Linked DNA regions of Homo sapiens: region 2 is linked to region 1. Evidence: read pairs that join two places in POLR2A ChIA-PET (ENCODE). Cell type or tissue: GM12878. All regions are shown on one strand. Each heading gives the region's core, and the rest is flanking DNA. Links, peaks and the distances in the headings are about the cores only.

Region 1 (8,337 bases), core at 54-8,053:
TTGATGCCTGTTTGAACACGCCATGGTGCTCTCCCCCCAGGAGACAGCTTACAGAAACCCACTACATCCTTCCCCATGATGTGGAAGCAGAGGCCTGAGTGATACAAAAACATAAATCTCACAGTGGTTTGTTTTTTGTTATCCCTATTTGATTTCAGGATACAACAGGGGTTTTAAACACAGCAGGAGTAGAGGTTTCCATCACTAATGATGTTTGGCTCAGGGCTAGATTTCATCCCTGAACGCTGGCTGGGGGGTAAGGGAGGTATCTTCTAGGTGTTGAGGGAGAAGGAAAATCAACCTGGGGTTTTAAGTTAACCATAACAAGGCCACAAGAGTGGAAATGGTAAGAATCAAAAAGAAGAGGCCGGACACGGTAGCTCATGCCTGTAATCCCAGCATTTGGGGAGGCCAAGGTGGGTGGATCACCTGATGTCAGGAATTTGAGACCAGCCTGGCCAACATGGTGAAACCCCATCTCTATTAAAAATATAAAAATTAGCCGGGCATGGTGGCACATGCCTGTAATCTCAGCTACTCAGGAGGCTGAGGCAGGAGAATCATTTGAACCCAGGAGGCGGAGGTTGCAGTGAGCCAAGATCATGCCACTGCACTCCAGCCTGGGCAACAGAATGAGACCCTGACTCAAAAAAAAAAAAAAAACAGATGAAAGAAAGAAAAATGGGATTGGGGGTGAAGGGGGGAAGAAAAGAAAAGAGAAAAAAGAAGAAAAAGGAAAAAAAATAGATGAGGTTTTTAAAAAGGTGTCAAACTGATCTGTTCTTGCTATTACTCACACTATTCAATGTGCTTGATGCATTTTAGATACACGGGAAGCTATAACTATGGGAGCTATGGCAACCAGCATCCTCACCCCATGCAGAGCCAGTATCCGGCCCTCCCTCATGACACAGCTATCTCTGGGCCACTCCACTATGCCCCTTACCACAGGAGCTCTGCACAGGTGAGTCAGTGGTCCTGGTTTCTTGGCCAGGCCTTGGTATACTTGGTGCCAAATCTGGTTAACACAGTTCATAAACTGTTATGCATACTGTGTGTGCAGCGTGTGTGTCCCCAAGGAGAGGACAGTCTTTATTTATTTATTTATTTATTTTTATTATTATACTTTAAGTTTTAGGGTACATGTGCACATTGTGCAGGTTAGTTACATACGTATACATGTGCCATGCTGGTGTGCTGCACCCACTAACTCCTCATCTAGCATTAGGTATATCTCCCAATGCTATCCCTCCCCCCTCCCCCTACCCCACAACAGTCCCCAGAGTGTGATGTTCCCCTTCCTGTGTCCATGTGATCTCATTGTTCAATTCCCACCTATGAGTGAGAACATGCAGTGTTTGGTTTTTTGTTCTTGCGATAATTTACTGAGAATGATGATTTCCAATTTCATCCATGTCCCTACAAAGGACATGAACTCATCATTTTTTATGGCTGCATAGTATTCCATGGTGTATATGTGCCACATTTTCTTAATCCAGTCTATCATTGTTGGACATTTGGGTTGGTTCCAAGTCTTTGCTATTGTGAATAATGCCGCAATAAACATACGTGTGCATGTGTCTTTATAGCAGCATGATTTATAGTCCTTTGGGTGTATACCCAGTAATGGGATGGCTGGGTCAAATGGTATCTCTAGTTCTAGATCCCTGAGGAATCGCCACACTGACTTCCACAATGGTTGAACTAGTTTACAGTCCCACCAACAGTGTAAAAGTGTTCCTATTTCTCCACATCCTCTCCAGCACCTGTTGTTTCCTGACTTTTTAATGATTGCCATTCTAACTGGTGTGAGATGGTATCTCATTGTGGTTTTGATTTGCATTTCTCTGATGGCCAGTGATGGTGAGCATTTTTTCATGTGTTTTTTGGCTGCACAAATGTCTTCTTTTGAGAAGTGTCTGTTCATGTCCTTAGCCCACTTTTTGATGGGGTTGTTCGTTTTTTTCTTGTAAATTTGTTTGAGTTCATTGTAGATTCTGGATATTAGCCCTTTGTCAGATGAGAAGGTTGCGAAAATTTTCTCCCATTTTGTAGGTTGCCTGTTCACTCTGATGGTAGTTTCTTTTGCTGTGCAGAAGCTCTTTAGTTTAATTAGATCCCATTTGTCAATTTTGTCTTTTGTTGCCATTGCTTTTGGTGTTTTAGACATGAAGTCCTTGCCCATGCCTATGTCCTGAATGGTAATGCCTAGGTTTTCTTCTAGGGTTTTTATGGTTTTAGGTCTAACGTTTAAGTCTTTAATCCATCTTGAATTGATTTTTGTATAAGGCGTAAGGAAGGGATCCAGTTTCAGCTTTCTACATATGGCTAGCCAGTTTTCCCAGCACCATTTATTAAATAGGGAATCCTTTCCCCATTGCTTGTTTTTCTCAGGTTTGTCAAAGATCAGATAGTTGTAGATATGCGGCGTTATTTCTGAGGGCTCTGTTCTGTTCCATTGATCTATATCTCTGTTTTGGTACCAGTACCATGCTGTTTTGGTTACTGTAGGACAGTCTTTTCATCAGTGTCATTTCTGGCCTCCAATGGCTGGCCCACAGTGGGTGCTCGGCCAGTGTTCATGCTCCATTTGCTCTCACACACCTGGTCGCTAAACAGTTTTTTTTTTCATTCTATCCCCTCTTTGACCTCTTCATGCCAAGATCTAATTGGCTGCATGTCTGCTGCCCTTTTTCGGGCAGCTACCCTCACCCTGGGCCTTGGGTCTCCTTTCCCATCACCACTCTCCTGGTGCAGACCCTCATGGAGTCTTGTCAGGACTGGTCTCTCAACATCATTTTAACTGGCCTTGGGGTGTCCCGTGTCTGCTCTTTTCATCCAGCCCGCACAGGTAATCTTAAGCCGAAGAATCCTCCTGAAATGGATCCCTTTTCAAATCACTCTCAGGCCCTACATCTCCTTGGGCTCCTCACTGTCTAATAAGCCAAATCAGCCCTCTGTGGCCTGTGGGGAATAGACAGGCCATTGCACTTGGCTGCATTTGGGAAACCACCGCTGGACACTCTACCTGTCTAACACTTCCCTGTGCCTTGGCTCTGATCCGACTGGTGGCCAGTTCCACTCTGCATCCTAAGTATCTCTGTATGCCCTCTGTGCTCGTCTCAGCTCAGGCCTTTATCATATCCAGCTTAGATGAAGACAGAAGCCTTCCTGGTGGTCTCTATGCCTCTAAAATGTGCCCCATCTCTGGTCCACCCCCTACACTGCTGCTAGAGGAGGCTTTCGGAAAAAAACCCAACTGACCGTGACACTTTCCCTGTCTTTGGCACATCATTGCTTTCCAGGACAAGTTCAATTCTTTAGTATGTCTCTTAAGACTGGTTACCTTTCTGGCCTACTCACAAACTCCCTCCCTCCCCGCAGCCATGCCAGCCCACATGTGGTTGTCTTGGATGTGCCGAGTTCCTCCATGTCTTTGCAGAAATTGTTCCCTCTGGCTGGGTGTCTCTTCCCCAGTCTCTTCGGCTGGGCATTCATGATGGGCATTCATGGCAATCATATTGCCGTCTTTGTGGCATTCCTGAAAGTACCACCTTGAGTCCTCCAGGACCTTATTAGGTGCCACTCCCTGGGTTTCCTCTCTCAGTAGCATTTCTCACACCCTGTTATCATCACCAACTTTCCTGTCTGACGCGCACGGAGACCCTAAGCTCCCTGAAGGCAAAGATGAAGTCCAGTATCCTCAGGTCACAGCACTTGGCACCTATCAGAAAGAGGAGCTACCTTCTCCTGAACACGTGTTGTATGCCAGGCTCTGCGCTGAGCACTCTCCACATCCCTTAGATAACCCCTGCAGAAGAGGAAGTGAGACTCACAGTAACCTGCCTGAGGGGTTGAACCCAGGCGCTGTGACTCCTGTCCAAGCTCTCAGGCACCACCCCCTGCCGCCTCTCAGATGCAGGCATTCACTAAGTGTACACTGAGCAGATGAGTACATGGGAGGTGGCGTCAGCATGAACAATAGTATGGTGTGCTGAGCACGCTCACTCTATTCTGCAGGCACAGGAAGCTACGGAGTGGTAAGATCAGAGCTATGATTAAGAAAGAGAGCTCTCAGGGCCCCCACAAAATGAACCAAGGGGGACTGGTGGAGGCAGGGGGCTCTGCTCCAAAGCACTTGCAGAAGTTTAGGAATGAGATGGCAGGACTGACGCTAGCATGGAGGCTGTAATTACATCAGCTGTTAGCACAAAGACTTGTCTCTGAGGGAGGACACCAAGGAGAACGTATCCACAACACATGGGCATTCTGGGCAAACAGGTGTTTGTTTTGATTTCCATCTGCAGTACCAAGGGGAGCCCTGGTTTAATCCCCAGACAAGCCAAGAAGTTGATTCCAATAAATCATCACCTGGGGCATTCATTATAGGTCTCCAACTGCGTCACACAGAGATGCCAGCTCCTTAGGAGCTCCGTCTCTTGGGAGCACTCTGTGCTCCTCACTGTGATCCACTGCATGACTGAGAACGGCTGCAACAGCCTAGATCACTCCGCACACTCCAAGCATCTCATTCATTCATTAATTTATTTCTCAAATGGCTCCTGGGTAACTATGTGCAAGCACTGCACTAGCCACTGGGAGTACAGTGAGAAGGAGACAGAGCATGCCTGCTTTGGTAGAGCTTATGCTCCAGTGGGAGACAGCATCATCAAGCCATAGTTCTGGGCATTGTCTTCCCTCCTTCTTCACTTCCTCATTCCCCCTCATGAAATGGCAGGAGCTGGTTTTCTGGGGTGATATTTTTAAAGCCATTGCCATAAAAAGAAGCCAAGGTCTCCTCAAGGCCTATGAGGTCCTGCTCTGGAAGCCACAACAGTCCCCAACTGGAACACTGCCATTTAATATCTGGTCTTAATAGAATGGCCCAAGGACAAGTGAAAGCCCATGGAAGGGCCCTTTTAATCCAGACAAGGTGTGAGAGTCCAAAGGGTCCTAGGCCAGGCTCTTCGCCACCATGCCTTGTGACTCTTAGACGAGTGCCTCTGACACTCCCCTCAATATACACACACTCCACACTTCATGGTTTATGCCTTAGTCTCCATCTGTAAAATGGGGTGGGAAGAAATTAATTATATCAGTCTCTACCCAGGTTGATGAGTGAGGTCAGTGTTCAAAATATACTCTCTGGGGGAAGGTACTGTCTAAAGACAAAGTATCCTTTGTTTTGTTTTTCATTAACATTTATTCAGAGCACTGTTCTAGGCATATTTAAATATACAGACTCACTTAATTGCCCTAACAACCCTGGGAAGAAAGCATTTTTGGAGACAGGATCTCACTCTGTCACCCAGGCTGGAGTGCAGCTGCGCAATCTTGGCTCACTGCAACCTCTACCTCCTGGGCTCAAGTGATCCTCCCACCTCAGCCTCCCAAGTACCTGGGACTATAGGCACATGCCACCAAGCCCAGCTGATTTTTGTGTTTTTGTAGAGACAAAGTCTCGCCATGTTGACCAGACATGTCTCGAACTCCTGGGCTCCAGTGATCCTCCTGCCTTGGCCTCCCAAAGTGCTAGGGTTACAGGCGTGAACCACCACACCTAGACTTTTCCCTCAGTTTTTAAAGATAAGTAGACTGCCTCAGAAGGTAATGTGCCCCAGGTCATGCATCCAGTAAGGGACAAAGCAGACTCAAATGCAAATCCTCCAGCTCTCAAACCCAATGCTAAACCAGTGGTACTTAATACTACTGTTTCGGAGAGTGGAAGGTGAATTCAAGAGGTTACTGCTGCTATTCTCAGTAAGTTTCAAGTTGCCAAAGAGAAGCACACACCCCAAGATAACCTTATTTCTTACGTTTATTGGTTCTTTGGTTTAAGGTTCAGCATAGAGAAAATCCACTGCAGGGCTAATTAGTTTTAGCTTTCCAGAGCAGGGGTCAAGCTGTTCCAATTCTGAGTAACTGAATATCACACTTCACTACATCAGACTCACCAGGGAAAAGGACAGTCTGAATTGGAAGACAAATTCCAAGTATACAATATGGTTGGAGAAATGCAATTGGTCATCAGCACAAAAGTAACTGAAACTACTGCAAATAAATGCCAGCTAGATTTGCCTTAGAGGGCTGATACATCTATGAAGTGCAGTAATTGTAGGTTTCCCAGCATTTATATGCTCAAAATAATTTTAAGTCATTTGTTTTCAAAATAGAATATGTGTATGCCCTTGTTTACACTACTTATTTGCACAATATATACTTTCTTCCTGGGTACTACAAAGGTAAACCTCCCAGCCCTGCTTAGATTCTTGTAACTTTTGACTTAGTGAGTCCAGATGAATGAGGTTTCACAGCGTGAGGTTTGAATTATTTTGGAAAAACATTGCAACTGTGCTGCACTTGTTCACATCAAAGTAAGCTGCCTCTTTCCAGGTTCCCCATTCCCAGGCCCAACCAAAAGGAGAAAATAAACCAGACCAAGTACATAGCTACAAAATCTTTCTGAGCCTCATTCAATACATGTTCATAGAACCTCTACCCTGTCAAGCAGCCATAGTGGAACTGGGGACCTTGAGCTCAAAAGCCATTTGATCACACTTAGACTGGAAAGCTGTCCCTTATTTCTCATCTGAAAGGCAGAGGCCCAGCCTTATCAGCTAATCACCCCCTCTCACAGAATCTTCAGCAGCCTGGCTCAAACCAACCCAGGACCATTGGGTGCTACAAAGTTTGCTTAGGGCACTGTACTTTGGGTTGGTGTCTTGGGCCAAAAAGAAAAAAAAAAAATTAATCAATGATAGTGTTGTAAGATCTCTGACTGTAGAGCCAGGCTCCCTGGGTTCAAATCCCAGCTTTGCCTCCAATTAGCCCTGTGCCTCAATTTTCTCATCTGAAAAATGAGGATAATTATGGTATCTATTTTACAGGGTTGCAGTGAGGGTCAAGTGAGTTAATAAAGGTCGGAACAGGGCCTGGCTCATAGTTAACACATTTTATTATTATCCTTTGTAACACCATAGTTATAATATTATATTTAGGGTAATTTTATAATTAAGATCTGTCTCCCTCACTGTACTAGCTCTGTGAAAGCCAGGACCAAGTCCTTTTTCTCTCCCCATTATATTCCCATGGCCTAGCACCGAACTTGGCCCTCAGTGAGTGCTCAGTAAATACTTGTCAATGAAATGAATGAATGACTGGATTCTTACTCTGGTACTAAGTTGCTGTGTGACTGCAGTAGATCATTTCCCTTCTCTTGACCTTAATTATTTCATCTGTAAACCCAGAGGTAGAACCAGATGGTCAGTCACTAAGGCTCTTCCTATCATTAATGGACCATGACCCTGTGATTCTAAAAAGAACATTAATAACAGCTAACACTTTTTGAAAACTTACTACATAGGAGTTCTAAGTGTTTCACATGTAATAACTTAACTAATCCTGACTCTAAAGGCTCAGCAGCAGAGGGATGGTGGCTCACACTTGTAATCCCAACACTTGGGGAGGCTGGAAGCCCAGGAGTTCCAGTGGGATGACCGTTTGAGCCCAGAAGTTTGAGATCAGCCTGGGCAATGTAGTGAGACCTCACCTCTACAAAAAATTTAAAAATTATCTGGGAGTGGTGGCACATACCTGTAGTCCCAGCTACTTGAGAGGCTCAGGTGGGAGGATCACTTAAGCCTGGGAGGCACAGGTTGGAGTGAGCTGAAATCACCCCACTGCACTCCAGCCTGGGTGACAGGGCAAGACCCTGTCTCAAAAAAAAAAAAAAAAAAAGCTCAGCAGATGTGGACTGTCTGACAAAGATTTTTTGGGAGCTACATCCTTCTCCAGAAGAAGCTAAGAGGCTAGGGGTGAGCCCTCTGGCAGTACTTTGGTGCAGTGAGAGCCGCCTTTCATAGGAAAACAGTTTGTGCTCCTGACTGGGCCACCTTTCACCCCTTGTTCAAGTAGCAGCTCATTTGGTAAGGGGTCAGGAATAAAGGGCTCTTTCTTCCCTCTCCATGTGTAGGAAAGTCAGCCCTTGGTGTGGAGAGTCATTTCTCAAAATAGATCTTCCTAATATGGTTCCAAAGAGAGCAAGAGTCAGTCACAGCTGAGATGGGCTTTTGCCATAGGCATCTGATGAACGTTGGACTGTGTGTGCAGGCACACACATGTGCACACAGGCACCTCTCATACACTCCTTTCAAGGGATGGTAAACTGGTGACTTATGTCCTTTTTAAAATCAGTAGCAACAGCATATGATTTGATCCAAAGAATGGTAACTTGCTGTTATGGGCCCTCAACAAAAGGTGCCTTATTCCAGACAGAGATCTCTGGACCCTGGAATTTGTGCCCAGCATGCTTAAGGACCCTGTATGAAACCGGATGTA
Region 2 (8,337 bases), core at 242-8,241, 67 kb before region 1:
AGGACTCCTGAAAGAGAGGTTGTCCAAAAGCCCAAGACGAGTTGGCTCTGCTGCTTTAAGGAATCTGATTTTGTACCACCCTGCTTTTAGGCATATTTTGTAAAATAGTCTTGGGCATCATTGAAAGGATTGCCTTGTGGCCTCTTGGAGGATCACCAGGTTATCTGGACTGTTTTGCTGAGCAAACTCTGCTCTGATAGTATGCAGTAGACCAGAGAAGCAAAACTGTACTATTCCCTGCATGGGAGATGGGGCAGAAAGGTCCAGCTGCACCATGGTCCATGAGGGTTCACGGCTTCCCATTCATCAGTTTCATCAAGCAACCAACCAACTCATGCTTTATACTTTCTGTGTGTCACATATGTGGTGCTAGGTACTGGGAACACAGGAGCAAATCAGTTGCTGCCCTCATGGAGCATAGATTCCGGTGGGAAACAGACAAAACAGAGAATCAGATTGTGACAAAGTTGTAGCAGAGAGCAACAAAAGAGGAATGGCCAGGGAAGGTCTTTCAGAGGAGGTTACATTTAAGTAAAGACTAGGGGAGTGCAGAAGGCTGTGCAGACACTTGTCTGCTAGGTGTGAGTCAGTGGGAAGGGAATCTCTTCCTGTACTGCTCGACCTTCATTAAAATCTGCATTTATAGGACTTGCCTCTAAGGATGTTTCAAAAATTGTTGGACGATAATAGGTGTTCCATGAAGAAGAGCAGCAGGCCCTATAAGTTTGGTTAACACTAAGTTTAAACAGTTTCCTTTACTGCAAGACTTCTCAGAACCCTTATTATGCTAATGTACAAGGTGACTCCACTAGAGGGTGCCTTATTATGCAGCATTTCTAAGCATTTTGACCACGTTGAGCAGGTCAGCACATAGTGACCTATAAAACACTGTAACTTTTTAGAAAGGCAACCATATAGGACTTTTAAGACTTGTCTTGAAGGATGTGTCAAAAGCATGTCCAGTGCTCTCACCCTGGGCCAAACCCCTGTCCCTCACCAGCTCCTCTCATCCCTGGGCAGCACATTCCCATCCTCCAAGGGTGGGTTTGATTTTGGAGCCAAGGTAGGGAAAGAAAATGGATGATCGAACTGGGAAAAACCCTTTTTTGGTATTCTGAAAATAATGAGACTAATTTTTTTGGTGTAGCTCAGAAGCTTTTGAACCAGTCTCTAAAGGAATTTCCAGAAGACTGTTGAACAAAGGACCTCTTGGAATAAATTCCTAATAATTTTCCAAGATGACTATTCTGAAAAAAAAAAAAAAAAAAAAAAAAAAAAAACAAACCTCAGTTATAATTTTAAAATTCTGGTATTTGTTTAAAAGTAAGGTTTCAGCCTTGGTACGATTATAGATTACAAAAGCCAGGTTCTTCCTTGTTTGCTGGTAAACACATAGTAGGCAATTCAAAATGTTGGTCAAACAGAAGAGTGGATGGATAGAACGATATGGAATAAATGAAAATAAATTATTTTTCTCCAGCTCTTGGTCTTTGAGGAATCAGTGGCTCCGATAGCTTGTTGCTCATTTCTAAGAAGAGCAGAAATAGTAAAGACACACAGTAAAGAGAGAGCAGAAAGGTTTCCCATCCTGCATAAACAGAGAAAATTTCCTTCTGTCCACATGGGAGAGTCTGTTTTTGTTTTGTTTGTTTTTCTTTTTCTTTAACCTCGAGGTTGGCAAAATACCCTCTTTAAAAATTCTGTATAATCAATTTTATTGTATCCTCTTCCATAAGGATACTCCAAAGTTGGTCACACCTTCGACCAGTTGAAAGGCAGTAAGAAGCTCTTGTCTCCAACCTGCATCATGGCCTTATAGAGAAACTCCCTTGGCAAATTGACAATGACAGAAGAAATCTGGGGGGGTGGGCCAGGTGCAGTGGCTCACGCCTGTAATCCCAGCACTTTGGGAGGCTGAGGCCCGTAGATCACTTGAGGTCAGGAGTTCAAGATCAGCCTGGCCAACATGGTGAAACCCCATCTCTACAAAAAATACAAAAATTAGCCGGGCATGGTGGCACGTCCCTTTAGTCCCAGCTACTCAGGAGGCTGAGGCAGGAGAATTGCTTGAAGCTGAAAGGCAGAGGTTTCAGTGAGCCACGATTGCACCACTGCACTCCAGCCAGGGTGACAGAGCGAGACCTGTCTCAAAAAAAAGCACATTCTGCACATGTATCCCCTGCCTTTTTTTAGAAGAAATTAAAAAATAAATAAATAAATCTGGGGGTGGCTGGTGAGGAATGTGTTGTTGTGCCCTACAGAACTGAAATAGAAGAACTCAAGATCAGAGCAGTAGCTTCACTGTGGTTGTTGATTTTAGCTACGTGATCTCTGAATAGTCAAGAAGTGGTCTGGTCTGAACATATTAGATGATCTGGCTCTTAAGAAGTTATAAAGGTGAACTTTTTAAGGTTACGGTGGTGTGTCATAACTGTCATCCCACCTGAAGCCACCGGAACCATGCTCCTCCCCCACCCACAGAGTGAGTTCCAGGTGGGAAGGCAGTTATGACAGTTGAGAAGTAGTAGAAGACACGGAAGGCACAGAAGGCAGACTTCGCTCAGCACAAAGAATTTTCTGATAACCATACTGGCAAAATGAACTGGGCTGCCTTCGGAGGGTCTGAATTCTTCATCCCAGAAGGCATTCAGATAGATTCGAGATGCCCACTAAGCAGAAATATCACGGAATGGTATCAGGAGTAAAGGAGGGTTGGGGAGAGGGAAGGTTTTGACGTGCTCATCTCTTCCCTCCTCGCAAAAGCCCTTCCCATAATTCAAAATGCCTTCTCATCTGTATGATTTTGTGACTTTCATTGTATCTCCATGGGTAGAGAAAAGTAGTTAATATGTTGTGCGGTGTTTCTGAAAGCGAGGTCCACGGATGACCTAACATTTGTATTGCCACGGGACTGTGAAAATCGACTCTAGACGTACTAAATAGGAGTCTTTAAGGGGGGAGCAGGGCCCAGGAGTCTCTATTTTAATGGTTTTTTTTCTTCTTCTTCTTTTAGTCCTAGCTACTAGACTACCAGGGATATTTTAATATGTTTTGTAAGTGATTCTTAGTAGTAGTAAGGTTTGAGAATCACTGGCTTAGTGGTTCAAAGCACTTGGGAGGTTCAAATCCTGCCTCTGCTCCTTACTCACTGGCTGATCTTGGGTGCATGACTTAAATTCTCTGGGCCTTAGTTTCCTTATCTATAAAAATGGGGATAATAATTAATTCTAGCTTTATGGGGATTTTGTGAGATTAAATAAGATAATGTGTGTCAAGCACTCAGTACCAGAGATCTCAAACTGATGTGCTTTAGAATTACCCCTATGGTGCTTGATTCAGTGCTGATTCCTGGGCCCCATTCCCAGATGTTCTAAATCAGTAGGTACTGAGAGAGGGCCCAGGAGTCTGTATTTTTATTAAACTTTAAAAATGATTCTGATAAGATCAAAGTTTATAAGACTATCTTGCAGTGTTTTCAGTAGGATAGCACTGTGGCTTCATAGTCAAAAAGACCTGTCTGTGTTCAAGAACCTGTTCCTCCCCTAAACAGCTATATGACCTTAAACAAATTATTTGAGCTTTCTTGCCTCCAGTTTCTCATGTGTAGAAAGACTGTAATAATTTCCATTATTGGTTATTTTACAAATTAATGCATGCAAAGTCCTTTGCAAACTGCCTGGCATGTAGCCAATATATAATGCTCAATAGATTATAGCTAAAATCTAAACAAAATGCAGCCTCCAATCCCTTGTTAGTCTTAATTGAAAACATTGCTAATATTAAGCCTATTTTGAGTTAATAAAAAGTTCTGGTCTTCGCTTTACATTCAGTGTCAACTGAAGCACTGAATTTACCTTTTTAAAAATACAGTTCTTTGAGACTACCATTTATTGATTAAGAAAAACATAGGCCAAGGCCAGGCGCGGTGGCTCATGCCTGTAATCCCAGCACTTTGGGAGGCCAAGGTGGGCAGATCATGAGGTCAGGAGTTTGAGACCAACCTGACCAACATGATGGAACACCATCTCTACTAAAAATACAAATGTTAGCTGGGTGTGGTGGCACATGCCTGTAATCCCAGCTACTTAGGAGGCTGAGGCAGGAGAATCGCTTGAACCCGGGAGGCGTGGAGGTTCAGTAAGCTGAGATTGCACCACTGCACTCCAGCCTAGGTGACAGAGCGAGACTCTGTCTCAAAAAAAAAAAAAAAGAAAAAGAAAGAAAAAAGAAAAGGAAAACACAGGCCAAATGAATTTTTATTAGAGGTGCAGTTAGTAGTCACAAACATATCCTGCTTGGGTCCCCACAGAGAAGGGACCCTCAAGTGCTGGTATCCCATTTGGCTAGACATGAGAGATCAAGTACTAATGGAAAATTTTTCATCCCCTCTCTGCTTTGCAAAGTATTTGACTTAACGTTTTCTGTAGGAGGCAATTTTGGTTATTTTTACCTGCCTGATTGATGGCTGGCACTTTGGTTTAATTCTATATTTCAGTGATATTAGCCTTACAGGAGAGTTAACTCTTCTATCCCCAGGTAGGATGGCCCCAGCTTTCCTTGGCCTTGGGCAACACTCCCTACTCAGGAAACCTCACTTAATAACAGTGCATGTGGGTCTCTCTCTTTTTTTTTTTTTCTCTCTCTCCCTCCCTCCCCTTGTGGCCCAGGTACCATTACTATGGCATTGCAGTGAAAGAAAGCTCCCAATATTATGATGTGATGTATTCCAAGAAAGGAGCTGCCTGGGTGAGTGAGACGGGCAAGAAAGAAGTGAGCAAACAGACAGTGGCATATTCACCCCGGTCCAAACTCGGAACACTGCTGCCAGAATTTCCCAATGTCAAAGATCTAAATCTGCCAGCCAGCCTGCCTGAGGAGAAGGTAACTACAACTGAAGTGACTATTTGGGGTGGGTGGTTTCTCTCTCTTTCTCTCTCTCTCTCTGTCTCTATCTCTCTCTCTCTCTCACACACACACACACACACACACACACACACACACACACACACATTTATTGCAAAACCGTGAGTTTAAAAATATAAAGATAGAAATCCAGGCCAGGAGAGGTGGCTCATGCCTGTAATTTCAGCACTTGGGAGGCTGAGGTGGGTGAATCACTTGAGGTCAGGAGTTCAAGACCAGCCTGACCAACATGGTGAAACCCTGTCTCTACTAAAAATACAAAAAATTAGCCAGGTGTGGAGGTGGGCACCTGTAATTCCAGCTGGAGGCTGAGGCGGGAGAATTGCTTGAACCTGGGAGGCAGAGGTTGCAGTGAGCCAAGATTGCACCATTGCACTGCAGCCTGGGCAACAAGAGCGAAACTCCATCTCAAAAAAAAAAAAAAAAGAAAAGAAATCAAAATAAAGCATGGACTATAGTTAATAACAATTTATCACTATGAGTTTATTAGTTGTGACAAATATATCCTAGTAATGCAAGATGTTAACAATTGGGGTGAGGCATATGGGAACTCCCAGTACTATCTTTACAACTTTTCTGTAAATCCAAAACTATTCTAAAATAAAATTTGCTCTGTCAATCTCTATCATGTATGCCTATCTGTCTATCTACCTATCATCTATCTTCTGTCTTTCTACCTACCTACCTGTCCTATGATCTTATGCTGTCTCATTTCATGAGGAAAGAACCTCTCCCCTCTGAATTGCTTTTCCACAGGATAAAGTCCATTTTCCCATGTGCTGCAGGGGATTTGGTGAAATAATAGTCTAACAGTCAAAGAAGATTTTATAGGTATAGTGAATCTGATAGTTTTGATCATAGAATATTTGGAGCAAGTTACTGGAAAAATAAATTTGGGGAAGTTTCCCTTGGGGTATCACATTTCTTTTTTTTTTTTTTTTTTTTTTTGAGATGGAGTCTTGCTCTGTCATCCAGCCTAGAGTGCAGTGGCGCAATCTCAGCTCACTGCAACCTCCGCCTCCCAGGTTCAAGCAATTCTCCTGCCTCAGCCTCCCAAGTAGCTGTGATTACAGGCGCCCGCCATCACACCCAGCTAATTTTTGTATTTTTAGTAGAGACGGGGTTTCACCATGTTGGCCAGGCTGGTCTCGAACTTCTGACCTCATGATCTGCCCACCTCGGCCTCCCAAAGTGCTGGGATTACAGGTGTGAGCCACCGGGCCCAGTCGAGTATCACATCTTTAATGCACCTATTGATGCAACCCAGTGCTGCTCTAACATGTATTGAGCTTCTACTAAGTCTCCATGTCACACTAGGATCTGGGATGCAGTGAAGAATGAGATGAGTCCTGCTTTCAGAAAGCTTAGAGTCAACCAGGGAGATAGTGCTTGTATAAGTCAAACTAAGTTTATATAAAATGCATGTCTATGTTCTAAAATGAGGAAAATGAACTTGTATCTGTAAAGGATACATTAAATCTAAGAAATAGATAAATATTTTTTCTTAAATTTGCTTTTTTGGTCAATAAACATACAAATGAACTTCCTGCACCATGGATTTAAAATTCTCAGGTAATTGAAAAAAACATAAAAATAAAAAAATTATTGGATAAATGGAGGGGGAGATTAATTTTTTTTTTTATTTTTGCTAAGCACATTGCAGAGAATTTCCAAATGTCTTATGGTGACTTAGGCAGAATCACTTCTTCATATAACTATACATTGGATTTTAACTTTCTAGTGGTCTCAGCCAATGAAGAGAATTTAGTTCCATAACCCTGCTTAGCTCTATGTGCCAGGCACTGTGCTAAGTGCTGGATACATGAGCATGAATAAGATACCATTTTTGTTTTCCTAGAGCTCACAGTCTCAGGGGGTGGAAAATGGGGGCAGGAGGAGAAACCAGCGCATTCCGTATCTCAGGGAGAAACACACTCGTGCTGTGTGAGCACAGAGGAGGGAGCCAAGGGTCAGAGAATACCACCTAATGAAAATCAGTCTCACCTGGGTCTGGTAGGCTGAGCCGGTGTTAGGTGAATTGCATCCCCCCCACAGGGAAGAAATGACTTAAAAACTGAAAGTCCAAGGGCAGCAGCAATGTGTATTAATGTATGTCTTTGTTGTTGATCCTCTACACACCCCCACAGGTTTCTACCTTTATTATGATGTACAGAACACACTGTCAGAGAATACTGGACACTGTAATAAGAGCCAACTTTGATGAGGTAGGTCAACAAGGGTTGAGCTGTGAATACTCGGTATTAAAAATCTTGTAACACTAGCTCCTATTTCATGAGCTCCTGCTAGGTGCCAGGCCTGGCATCTGGAAGCCCTTCCTGGATACCCATTAGCTCACTTCATCCTCATGAGATCCCATGAAGCAGGTACGATTATTATCCCCATTTTATAGACCATACATGTGTATAGCAGTGGGCTTGGCCTCCTCCTTTGACTGAACTGGTGAACTGCCTCCTGCCCTATCAGCACACTAGGAAGACCATTTTGCCAGGATATCATTAAACCCAGGATTATAGATTCAGAGAAGCTAAAGAAAAGCTTCCTTACATTTTGGAAAAAATATATAAAAAGCTTTATTCTATTTTGTATATTTAGGCTTTTCCTGAGGCTTGTCCACTTGGGTACATTTGGAGCTGGTTACCCTCCATTCCCAAGGTCTGATCCATAGATTTCCATCAAATCCCATTAGTAGGGCCATCGTTAAATACAAACAATGTAAGAAGTCCATTTTATTTTAAAATATTGTAGTTAAAGAATGGAGAGGAGGAAATGAGAAAGGATGGGAGAACAATAACCAATAATAAAGTTATATAACTTTATTATTTTTTGAGGGAAGACAATGTGGTCTCTAAAAGGACTATAAAAAACCCAGTAGCTATTGATGGAAGACATCCCAGAAATTCCTTTGGTGTGTGTGTTGTGGGAAGGGGGTGCTGTTGTAGGTGGAGGGATATAAAAACGATGTCAGGTACAAAATGCTCTTCTCCTGTACTTTTCTGCCTTCCCACGGCTGTGTCCTTTAGGAGTAAATGTTTGTTGAGCACTTCCACTATCACTTTGCTCACAGACACAGCTCCAGACAAGATGGGAGTGTGTTGGTAAAGAAGTACTGTTCTTCCTTCTCTTGACTTTTATCCACTAGACTTCTAAAATGTACTTTAAAATGTCCCAAATTACTTGAGCAATAATTTCAGTGATTTTTTTCTTTTAAGAAAGAAAACTCCCTGCTTTCTTTCGAACTGCGGTTTGGCTCTATCTTACATTCCAAAGATCACTGAGATCAGGACAAATAATGATTCGTGACTGGCTAAGACAATACTAGCTGCTGTAACAAATAACTCTGCAAATCTTAGCACACTGGAGGTTTATTTCCCACCCATGTCACAATCCAGTGCG

The links. Peaks named below come from ENCODE experiments on the same cell type or tissue, not always from the same donor. Only the 100,000 strongest peaks of a DNase experiment are listed, where the experiment ranks them.
Region 2: POLR2A ChIA-PET joins it to region 1 with 11 read pairs; 2 of 35 experiments call an interaction of 5 or more read pairs at or near these places.

What each region holds. Positions count from the first base shown.
Region 1 is chr12:106,749,830-106,758,166 of GRCh38, forward strand. RFX4 (regulatory factor X4) reads left to right here. Exons shown (of 18, transcript NM_213594.3): 17 at 826-964. All of the region lies in intron 1 of LOC100287944 (a long non-coding RNA gene), which reads right to left. Among named protein-coding and RNA genes, the nearest start is that of RIC8B, 21 kb to the right of the region's middle. RefSeq lists an enhancer at 4,133-4,182. In GM12878, for the core only: no CTCF peak of the experiment used is centred there; a DNase peak (open chromatin) is centred at 3,922; H3K27ac peaks cover 320 bases.
Region 2 is chr12:106,682,217-106,690,553 of GRCh38, forward strand. It overlaps RFX4 (regulatory factor X4), which reads left to right. Exons shown (of 18, transcript NM_213594.3): 6 at 4,668-4,881; 7 at 7,071-7,148. All of the region lies in intron 1 of LOC100287944 (a long non-coding RNA gene), which reads right to left. It overlaps LOC100505978 (a long non-coding RNA gene), which reads right to left and starts at 2,484. Exons shown (of 4, transcript NR_038912.1): 1 at 2,444-2,484; 2 at 1,286-1,528. In GM12878, for the core only: a CTCF peak has its summit at 807 (motif pointing right); no DNase peak of the experiment used is centred there.